Regions from separate parts of the Homo sapiens genome. Here all the other regions are linked to region 3. A link is a contact called in ENCODE Hi-C or POLR2A ChIA-PET data. All regions are on one chromosome and are shown on one strand. Each heading gives the region's core, a stretch centred on a gene start or an enhancer-like site at or near the end of the contact. The rest is flanking DNA. Distances are from core to core; before and after follow the strand shown. Region 1 holds the start of MSH5-SAPCD1 (MSH5-SAPCD1 readthrough (NMD candidate)). Region 2 holds the start of ABCF1 (ATP binding cassette subfamily F member 1). Region 3 holds the start of TCF19 (transcription factor 19).

Region 1 (3,466 bases), core at 967-3,466, 580 kb after region 3:
AGCTGGTCCTGTCATGGGGATAAAGAAAGATCAGACAGAATAGTGGGAGTAGAGTCCTTGGGGACACCTAAATAAATAAGCAGGGAGGACATAGGAGGAGCAGCTCTCTCTCCAGTAACCTTGATTTCTATTAAACCTTTATGACCTGCTGAAAAAATAAACCCAGAATTCCAGCCTCCATATCCTGAATTTCTCTCCTGTCCAACCATCCCTTCTCTATCCTCCTCATCACCCTCTGTCCAACAAAAGACCTACAGTTCCAGAAAACCATGGTGGAGTGCAAGAACACAGAACTAAAACAGAGCTTGAAACTTAAAGAAAGGGAGAGACTTGGGGGAGGAGTGGGGTGGAGTGACGTGATGTGCTGCTGGAAACCAGCAGTTGGTGGTTTCCTCTTGTGCTTCCTCTTCTGTGGGTTTTCTCCTGCTTGTGGGAGGGCCTTTTTCTCTCCTCCCGACAGAAAGGCTATCTTTGGTGTTCGTTCCCTTGAACTGTAACATCCTGTAAGGGTATGATTCCATGCCTCTGTGTGGGTGTGAATTCCCTCATGGTGACCCTCAAAATCTGCACACAGGACCCCTTCCCATTGAGGGGAGGGGATCAAAACAACTCTACTTCTCAGGGTCCTCTCCTGTTCCAACTGGTCTGTGTCCAAGAGAAGCCTTAGGTAAATGGGGCCAGCTTGAAGATCAAACAGGTTTGGCAGCCTCTCCCGGCCTCTCTTTTCTCTCCTACAGCTTTATAGCTACAGCTGCCTTGATATCAATATTGACTTTGGCTGGCTGGCATGACTACCCACAGGGTATCGTGCCTTAATTTACCAGGTGACAGGCAACGCTGCCCTCTCCTGGAACCATCCAGCAGAGCCAGGGCTGTACCCCCAAATCCTGCAACAGAGGTTTCCCTCCATCTCACCTCCCTGTCCCTGCATTTCTCCTATCTCAGTAGCTCCTCTTTCCCTCTCTGGGCTTCTCTTTCCACTCCCTCCCCTTCCTGGGCTTGGTAAACTAGTCCCTAATCTCTTCACACCCCAGATTGGAAGGTGGGTCCCTCCCTGACACTCCCCAGAGCTGTCACCAACCTCCTCCAAGTTTCTATAGCTCCATTGCTCAACAGATTTGCCAGGGGTAACCATTAACCCAGCCCTTAACTCTGTTCCCCCACCTTTCTTGCTGGAGGGGATTTTCCAATTACTGGTTAGCACAGCTAGGTCATCTCACCCCCACCATCTTTCCTAACTTCTTGGGTTGGGGGGCTGGGGAGGAATCTCCCCATCTCAGGGTACTAGGAACAAAGCTGGGGAGGATGGTGCATTTAAAGGGATTATATATATATATATATATATTTTTTTTCTTTCTCCCTCATAACCCCACCCCCGCAACACACACACACACACACACACACACACACACACACACAGACGCACAAATAAGCTTTATGGAGCAGTGACTTCATTATGTTCACCGCTTTGAGTCCAACCCCTGGCCCAAAATAGGCACTAAATAGTTGCCGAATGCATGAATGATAGATACCTCTCTGTCTTCAGGGGTGTGTAGAAGTGCGAAGGGGTATGGGCATGTCCCAGTAGGGGTGTGAGTGTTCTGATCAGAACTACTTCTCTCTGCCAGAATTTGATGTAATTCGAATGCTTCCACCTCTGCTTGAAGGGTTTAAATAATAAATTAGGCCCTGTCGTGCCATTATGGGGGTGGTCATACCCTGTACCCAGGAAACAGGCACGGTAGGGCTGAGACAGAAGTCCTGCTTGTTTCCGCTTATTTATTTGAAACACCGCTCATTTAGGTCTTACTTTGTTTGCCAGGCACTGTTCTAAGCTCTGTATAAATATTAACTCAGAGGGTACAAATATTAACTTAAGAGTTGTTGCAGGAAAAAAAATAAGCGCCTCTGGCTCTTTAAGTTTGGCCTCCCCCTCAAAACCCCCGCAACGGTCCCAAACCCCTTCCAGGGACTGGGACTACGGACCCTGGTCCGACCTTCTCGCGGGCTTCCCACTGCGCCAATCAAATCCCAGAAACAGTGAGTGCTAGAGGCCCGGCTGCTAAGCAACGGCAGAGGGCGGGAAGTTTGAACGTTCTGGACCCGCCCCGAAGGCAAATAGGCCAATCAGCGTCCAGACTCTTCAGCTACGGCAGTCCGCTTCTCCTCCTCGCCCTGTCGGATCTCTAGGCTGGATCCGGGCCTCTCCAATCAACAGCGGTTAGGAGGGCGGGGCGCGTGCGCGCGCACCTCGCTCACGCGCCGGCGCGCTCCTTTTGCAGGCTCGTGGCGGTCGGTCAGCGGGGCGTTCTCCCACCTGTAGCGACTCAGGTTACTGAAAAGGCGGGAAAACGCTGCGATGGCGGCAGCTGGGGGAGGAGGAAGATAAGCGCGTGAGGCTGGGGTCCTGGCGCGTGGTTGGCAGAGGCAGAGACATAAGACGTGCACGACTCGCCCCACAGGGCCCTCAGACCCCTTCCTTCCAAAGGGTAACCTCCGCGTGACAGGAATGAGGGTGGGGCGCGTGGAGTTTCCCACAATCTGTACTTTAGTTAAATACCCGAGAATTCACCTCCTGTGTCCACAGCTCTCCACGCCCCTCAGCCCTGCCCCGCAGCCCTGTAGCAGAAGTACTTAGTGCTTTGCATTCTGCGCGCCACCCTACCCCGGCCTCCTCTGTGAATCGTTGCTTCCGAACCGCCCTCACTTTTTGCATCCGCAGAGCCTCCAAGCTCATGGCCTCCTTAGGAGCGAACCCAAGGAGGACACCGCAGGGACCGAGACCTGGGGCGGCCTCCTCCGGCTTCCCCAGCCCGGCCCCAGTGCCGGGCCCCAGGGAGGCCGAGGAGGAGGAAGTCGAGGAGGAGGAGGAGCTGGCCGAGGTCTCTGAGGGGAGTAGAAACTTGAATGGAGAGTTGATGGGAAGTTAGAATAAAAGAGGGTTGGGAGCCGGGCGCGGTGGCTCACACCTGTAATCTTAGCACTTTGGGAGACTGAGGCGGGCGGATCACCTGAGCTCAGGAGTTGGAGACCAGCCTGGGCAACATGGCGAAACCCCGTCTCTACTAAAAATATAAAAATTAGCCGAGCGTGGTGGCACGTGCCTGTTATCCCAGCTACTGGGAAGGCTGAGGCAGGAGAATCACTGTAACTCGGGAGGCGGAGGTTGCAATGAGCTGAGATTGCTCCACTGCACTTCAGCCTGGGCGACAGAGCAAGACTCCGTCTCAAAGAAAGAAAGAAAAAAAAAACAGGGTTGGGAAGAGCTGGGCAAGTCTCTTACCTCCTGAGTGGCTGTTTCACATTCACTAAATGGGGGTGATGATGCCTATCTCAGAGATTTGAGAAAATGATTAAATTATATAAGACATGGTAAACCCTACACTTATGAGTGATTCTAATAGTGATTTCCTTTCTTCCTTGCTGGACAGATCCATCTGTGTGTGCTGTGGAATTCAGGATACTT
Region 2 (3,431 bases), core at 415-2,914, 590 kb before region 3:
ACTTGATCCATATTTTCTTTTATCTATAGGATCATCTCCCCTGCTGGAAACCTAATCAGAGATCTTTATTTTATTCAGTAGTATCCCAAGAGCGTAGAAGAGTGCCTGGCACATACTATACACTCAATAAATATATTTGTTGAACAGATGAATGAAAAAATGAGGCAGACTTAGCTGGCTGATGGATTGATTAGGGGAGGAGGAATGGAGAAAGAGGATGATGACCTTTCAGTTTTGGCCCAAATAACTGAATGACCTGTGGTGCAATTTCTTGATGGGGAAGCCTGGAAGAGACAGGCTTTAGGAGTAAGAACAAGAGCTCCATTTTGTACGTATGAGAGAGATTTATTAAAGATCTCAGAGAAGATGTCCCATAAGCAGTTGAATTCATGAGCCTGGAGCTCGGGGCAGAAGTTGGGGGCCAGCAAGAGAAGTTTGGGAATCTTCATTGGTTATAGATGGTATTTAAAGTCAGGAGGTGATAGGTGATAAGTCTAGATTAAGGAGAGTGTCAAAGATTTAGCCCTGAGGCACTTCAACATTTAGACTTCAGGAGAAGCCCATTAGATGCAAAGGAAACCTATAGAGAGTAGTGTCCCTGAAGAAAACAAAGGAGGGAGGGAGCGACCAAGTCTATCAAACATTGATGGGAGAGTGAGTAGGATGGCCCCAGATCTGTTGACTTTGGCAAGTGTGAATTCAGACAATGGTGGCAACAAAAGCATGATTGTAGTGGTTTGAGAGCTGACAGAACTACAGGAGCACCTTGCTCAAGCTCCCATATTAAGTGGTAGAGTTAGAAGTGAACCAAAGTCTTGATTGTGGTGATAGTTTACTGGGTTTATGCAGGTCAAAACTTATTTAAGTGATACTTTGCAGTTTATTTTGGGTGCCATTTTATTTTGTGTACAGTTTATTGTATGTCAATTATATCTCAGTAAAGCTGTTACCAAAAAAAATAAATGAACCGAAGCTCCACTGCACCGTGACTTCTGCATGTTGGGCTCCAGTTCCCTGTTTACAATTGTACACTTCGGGATTTTGTGACACATTTCAACACTGGACCGATCAGACCTCTCCCTTAGCCATTGGTCTGCACTGTCTTTTCTGCCCATGACCCAGTCAGTCTCGCGCCCCATGACCCTCTCCTAAAACACGCGCAGTCTCCTCTCTCTTCCCCTTCCTCTCGTGTCTTCCTTGCCTACCAGCCTCACCTGATGGGCTCGTGTTCTCTCCGTCCCCGATCCACTCGGGCTCCGGCAGCTGCTGCTTGGGCGCCTTCGGCATCGCGGTGGCAGAACTAGAAACGAGTTACAGATAGAAACTAGAATATGCTTTTTAAAAAAACAAAAAACAAAACAAACAAAAAAACAGTATGCCTCAACTCCTTCATACTAGTAGGAAATTATTATGTTCATTCCTTGAGTCTCGCGGCGTCGGGAGGTCACGGCGTCAGGCTTCCCAGACAGTCGTAAACGCCATGTGTTTACGCGACTGGAGCAAGCGGACGCCGGCCCCGCTCCGTCATTGCAGGCCACGCCTCCACTGAACCAGGGCCACGCCCCCGAGATGACGGCGAAGCTCGCACGTGCGCAGCCCGGGGGCGGGGTTGGCCGCGCCAGCTTGGAGAGCCAGCCCCATCGGGGTTCCCCGCCGCCGGAAGCGGAAATAGCACCGGGCGCCGCCACAGTAGCTGTAACTGCCACCGCGATGCCGAAGGCGCCCAAGCAGCAGCCGCCGGAGCCCGAGTGGATCGGGGACGGAGAGAGCACGAGCCCATCAGGTGAGGCTGGTAGGCAAGGAAGAAACGAGCAGAGGGGGAAGAGAGAGGAGACTGCGCGTGTTTTAAGAGAGGGTCATGGGGCACGAGACTGACCGGGCCCCTGCGGGAGTTACTGCGCATGCGTGCCGTGGGCCCGGGAGGAGTTTGCCGGGGAGGAGTGGGTTTGGAATCGGGGTTAAAGGAAAGAGATCCAGATGTCGCACGTGACCTAAGTGAGACTGGGCGAGATAAAAGAAAGAGCATATGGCACCGAGGGAGAGATGGGGAGAAATGGGAAAACCTTGCTTAAAAAATTTGGACATCCGCCCCACCATACACTGTATTCCACCAGGAATATATGAGCCCTGCCTCGACCTCCCCTTCCCCCTGCGCGCGCATACACACACCTTGGGAGCCTGTGATCCCCCTTGTTTCTCAAGAGAGGGTGACTCCTTCATGGTTTCTTTCTTAAGACACCCCTCTCACTCAACTGGAGCAAGAGTGTAGATTTTTGATGTTGGAATGAGGGTTAAGGTTTACTTAAAAAGCAGCGAAAGTTTGTTAAGCGCTTGTTTTTAATTAAGCACTCTATATACTGTGCTTTGAGAGGGGAAGGAAAAAAACATGAAGATATCCTCCCAGGGTTGAAGTCAGTTTTAAGGGGGACATAAATGGACACAACTAACCCCAGTAGGTACACAGTAACTAATTTTAAAAGCACTTATTGGATGCCTACTGTATACCAGGTACTGTGTGGAGGAAGTGGGAATGTAGAGATAAAAGATAAGACTTTCCCTCAAGGGACAACCCAGTATGGTGAAGGGTCAGAGCATTAACCAGACAGACAGTGGTTGTCAGAGTATGATGAAGGTGCTTAAGAATGTTATGGGACTGTAGAAGAGAGGAGGAGCATCTACTCAGACAGGTAAGGGAGTGTCAGCAAAGCCTCCCAAGAATATGTAATAGCTGAGTATTTTTTTTTGAGGCACATTGTAGCTCCATCACCCAGGCTGGAGTGCAGTGGCATGAACATGGCTCACTGCAGCCTCCACCTCCTGGGTTTAAAGGATCTTCCTGCCTCAGTCTCCCAAGTAGTTGAGACTACTGGCATGCACCACCACACCTTATTTTTAAAATTTTTTGTAGACACAAGATCTGGCTATGTTGCCTAGGCTGGTCTCAAACTCCTGGGCTCAAGTAATTCTCCTGCCTCAGCCTCCAAAAGTGCTGGGATTACAGGCGTGAGCCACTACATCTGCTCCCCAGAGTTTATTCTTGAAAGATCATCGTGAATTAGCAAGGGGAAGCGCATTCCAAGCCAAGGAAGTTTGTGGAAGGTAGAGATGTAGGCAAGCCTGACTGGTCCCACTAGAGCCTGGTGACTAGTGTGATGAAGTCAGAAAGATGCTCAGGAGACAGATAATGAAAGGCTTTAGATGCCATTCCGAGGAGTTTAATCCTAAAGACATTAAGAAGGAAGGCCCATTGAAGTGCATAAGGAATGATTATGAACAGTTCACCTGTAGCACTGAGCAATGGAGAATGAATGGCCTTGAACTGGTCAAGATGGAGGCGGGGAGACCATTTAGGGGGCTCTGGCCATGATCTAGGTGAGAAGTGGTAAGGGGATAAGCCAAGGCCTGAAGAATAAAGAGTTACTAAGGAGGCG
Region 3 (3,142 bases), core at 638-3,137:
CTGAGAAAACGGCGTGGATGGATCCCTACCTGCCTCTCCGCCCTGGCTCCTGCCTGTCACTGGAAACATCCCGTTCCCACATGGTCACTTGAGGTCTCTGGGTGTCTAGCCGCCTCTCTGAGACATCTTGATGGCCTGGGGGTTGGACCAGGGGAATGTCTGAGAGCCAGGTGGGAGCCATTCTTGGCAGAGTTGAAAGGGGCCGAGCTTGAAAGTGGGAGGGGGGAATCAGCCCAGTGGAACCTGAAGAATTACAAAAACAAAGATGGTCAGTTTCCCAGGCAGAGACAACCACCACTCCCCTTGTCTGGTCCCACTGACCTGAAGGTGGAAACATCTCCACATTATTTGAAGGCTCTAGATTCTGTCTCCAGCCATCTATGTTCCCCTGGACAAGAGGAGAAACAAAGACACTCCAATTCAATTTTCAGGCCACCTTCCAAAGAGAAAGCCCCTACAATAACAAAGTCATAATCCTTGAATTATAGCCAGGTCCACCCGATGCTTAGCTCTTTTCCTACTTCCCCAAAGTAGGAGATACCCCAAATTCACTTGCTTGTCTCAACCTGGTTCCTCATGGAACCCAAGCAACTATCAAGTGGAGAGAATTTACTGAAAGAGACAGACTGAGAGGGGCTCTGAGGCTTTACTCATACTTTCAGGATTCTGGGCAGTGCCTCTACCCTCCTCCTTAAGTTTCTATGGTCCCTGCTGCTCCTGGCCAGAGGTGAGAAAGGAGGTACACAGTGCAGGGGTCTTGAGCGCCATCTCCAGAGTTCTCTCCATGGCTCAGCAAGGCCTGAGGGAAGCCCATCCAGACACCAGCAGGCCATGACTCTTGGGTCCTTCCCTGTTAAAGTGCTGGCCCAAGGCCTGGCCCCAGCTGAATGTGGCCACATGCAGGGCTAGACCCTCCCCAAGACCTTGGGAATCCAGGCCGCCTAGATCCCCAGGCAGAAAAGCCAGCGTCCTGACATCTTATTCAAATCTTTCCTGCGGCTGTTCTCTCAGCTTCTCTCTACTATCCCCTTAGCTTCCATGCCTGCTGCCCGCCTCCTCTTTCTCGAGTCCTAACACATAGTGGGCACTTTAAGATCTTCCTCCCACCCTCCCACCCTCATTAATCTATTTTTTACCCGAATCTGGGATCCCTACTCCCGTCCCTTTTTACAACCTAATCTACCTTTTTCTGAAGGAATTATTCTGGTCCTGACCCTCACCCCCATCTCTCAATAGCCTGCCCTCGCCCCCTGTACGCTAGCCGGCTCTACTCTCCCACCACTGCTCCCCTAGATACCCGAGGCTTCACCCAGTTAGCCCGTGAGCTCTAAGGCTGTTCTGATCTCTTCATCTGTCCCTTCACCTGGCCCCTGTACCCCCTTCCCCTTTGGACCCCTTGAACCCTCCCAGGACCCCCGCTCAGCCCCTTCCCGCCCCCAACCGACTCTTCCCGAACGTCCCTTACCAACCGCGAGAGCCCCCTACTGCGCTTTGGCCACACCCCCTACGCCTCGCTCCCGGCCCCGCCTCTGCCCCTGACCGCGCCTGCGCAAGGCGGGCGCCCTAAAGTCCTATTTCACTCTGTTGGGAGGAGGGGGAAAGGTGTACGCAGGCGCAGTGGCGTCTAAATTTGGGCCCACTAAATGCGTCGGAGCATCTCCGCGCCCAGGCGGCTCCTCCTCACTGCGGCAACCCGGGAAAACTTGTGAACTAATCAGAAAAAGTGGAAGGCGGGAGATCTTGGGGCGCTGTCCAATGGCGCGGAAGAGAACACATGAGCTGGCCAATCGGGAACGGCACGGGGGCGGGCTCGCTCGGCGCGAAGTTCGGGCCCGGGAATTCCGAAGGAGGGGTAGGCGCTGCCCGCGCGCAGAGGCCGCGCCCCTCCTGGCCCCGGCTTCTTGGCTGTCAAACAGATGCAGCAACGTCGGCTCCTGCCGAGGAGCCCAAGGGGTCCCGGGATCCGCCGCACAGGCTGGCACTGCTTGAAGAGGAGGCTACTCGGAGACTGCGCCGCGCGGGTAGATCCGAAACGGGGCTGGGGCGGAGTGGGAAAAGGCCGGGTATGCCTTGCATGATCGCGGGGAGCTCCTTCCTGTTTTTATCCCACCTAGAGAAGCCGGGAAGTAGGGGTTTAGGTCCAATTTGTTGGAGTACTTAAGGACTCGTTTGCACTTTCTTTTGGGGGATGACAGTGGATTCATTGCCCTCGGAGGTTCAACCAGTTATGAGTGAGGGATTGGCCAGAAGATCGGGGCGCAGGCAAGCAGGAGTGCTCTATTAGGATAAGCAAGTTTGACAGGAAGAAGCTACTCTTCTCCGAATTACACAGAGGTGATGTGTTCGTATTGCACGTAGACGTGTGTATAACAGGACCTCCTTCCCCGCGCCCCGCCACCCCGACACACACAGGAGCTGCCTAAAGTATCCTTGCCTTGCAGATTGGAGGCTCCCCAAATATTTTGCGATCTGAGGATCCAGCTCAAGTGAGGTGCCATAGGACGTGTTCCTGAGTTTGCATTGCACGGAGACCTTCCTGGAATTTTTCATTTGCAAGTCGGCTTAACCAATTTTGCATTGAGTCCTAGGCTGCTTGCACTCTGAATTTGGGCTATTCAGGTAGTGTGCTCAAAGTTGAAACCGCATACAGCACAACTCAAGTTTGCATCAGACTGGGAAGCGAACTTAAGCCAGCGGTGCGTGGCCCAGGAGTGGGAAAGGAAATGGATGCCTGAAGTGGAAGAGGTGGTGCAGAGGGGGCACCGCCCATGCTGCCCTGCTTCCAACTGCTGCGCATAGGGGGCGGCAGGGGCGGTGATCTCTACACCTTCCACCCCCCCGCCGGGGCTGGCTGCACCTATCGCTTGGGCCACAGGGCCGACCTGTGTGATGTGGCCCTGCGGCCCCAGCAGGAGCCTGGCCTCATCTCTGGGATCCACGCCGAACTGCATGCCGAGCCCCGGGGTGATGACTGGAGGGTCAGCCTGGAAGACCACAGCAGCCAAGGTGAGCATTAAGCAGGGCAGCTTTGCCCCTGGGTGGTTGAAGCGCCAGGCTGGAATGAGTAAGGTCTCCACAAGACCCTGCTGCCTGCCTCCCATACTCCCATCAGATTGGATGGATGGTCGTGGTCCAGACCTTC

The links. A loop is a pair of places that touch in the nucleus more often than their neighbours do. ChIA-PET counts read pairs that join two places held with the same protein, here RNA polymerase II (POLR2A). Pooled maps may share reads with other maps.
Region 1: a pooled map shows a loop between it and region 3 (6-fold over the local background). The contact joins the promoter of MSH5-SAPCD1 here to the promoter of TCF19 in region 3. A Hi-C loop is called at or near these places in 1 of 37 single-sample maps with no recorded cell type and 6 of 50 pooled maps. POLR2A ChIA-PET finds 5 or more read pairs at or near these places in 1 of 52 experiments (activated CD4-positive, alpha-beta T cell).
Region 2: a loop to region 3 is called in a map of dorsolateral prefrontal cortex, with 2.2 times the contacts of the local background. The contact joins the promoter of ABCF1 here to the promoter of TCF19 in region 3. A Hi-C loop is called at or near these places in 1 of 168 maps with a recorded cell type or tissue (dorsolateral prefrontal cortex), 1 of 37 single-sample maps with no recorded cell type and 6 of 50 pooled maps.

Annotation. Positions count from the first base shown.
Region 1 is chr6:31,737,732-31,741,197 of GRCh38, forward strand. It overlaps MSH5-SAPCD1 (MSH5-SAPCD1 readthrough (NMD candidate)), which reads left to right and starts at 2,217. Exons shown (of 29, transcript NR_037846.1): 1 at 2,217-2,331; 2 at 2,723-2,882; 3 at 3,432-3,466. It overlaps MSH5 (mutS homolog 5), which reads left to right and starts at 2,274. Exons shown (of 25, transcript NM_172166.4): 1 at 2,274-2,331; 2 at 2,723-2,882; 3 at 3,432-3,466. The coding sequence starts at 2,736. RefSeq lists enhancers at 1,716-2,346, 2,347-2,978 and a silencer at 2,758-2,976.
Region 2 is chr6:30,569,778-30,573,208 of GRCh38, forward strand. It overlaps ABCF1 (ATP binding cassette subfamily F member 1), which reads left to right and starts at 1,665. Exons shown (of 25, transcript NM_001025091.2): 1 at 1,665-1,783. The coding sequence starts at 1,711. RefSeq lists an enhancer at 1,285-1,846.
Region 3 is chr6:31,156,702-31,159,843 of GRCh38, forward strand. TCF19 (transcription factor 19) reads left to right here and starts at 1,888. Exons shown (of 4, transcript NM_007109.3): 1 at 1,888-2,021; 2 at 2,196-3,006. The coding sequence starts at 2,769. It overlaps CCHCR1 (coiled-coil alpha-helical rod protein 1), which reads right to left and starts at 1,101. Exons shown (of 18, transcript NM_001105564.2): 1 at 684-1,101; 2 at 322-388; 3 at 30-243. The coding sequence starts at 899. RefSeq lists enhancers at 342-842, 843-1,343 and a silencer at 2,567-2,750.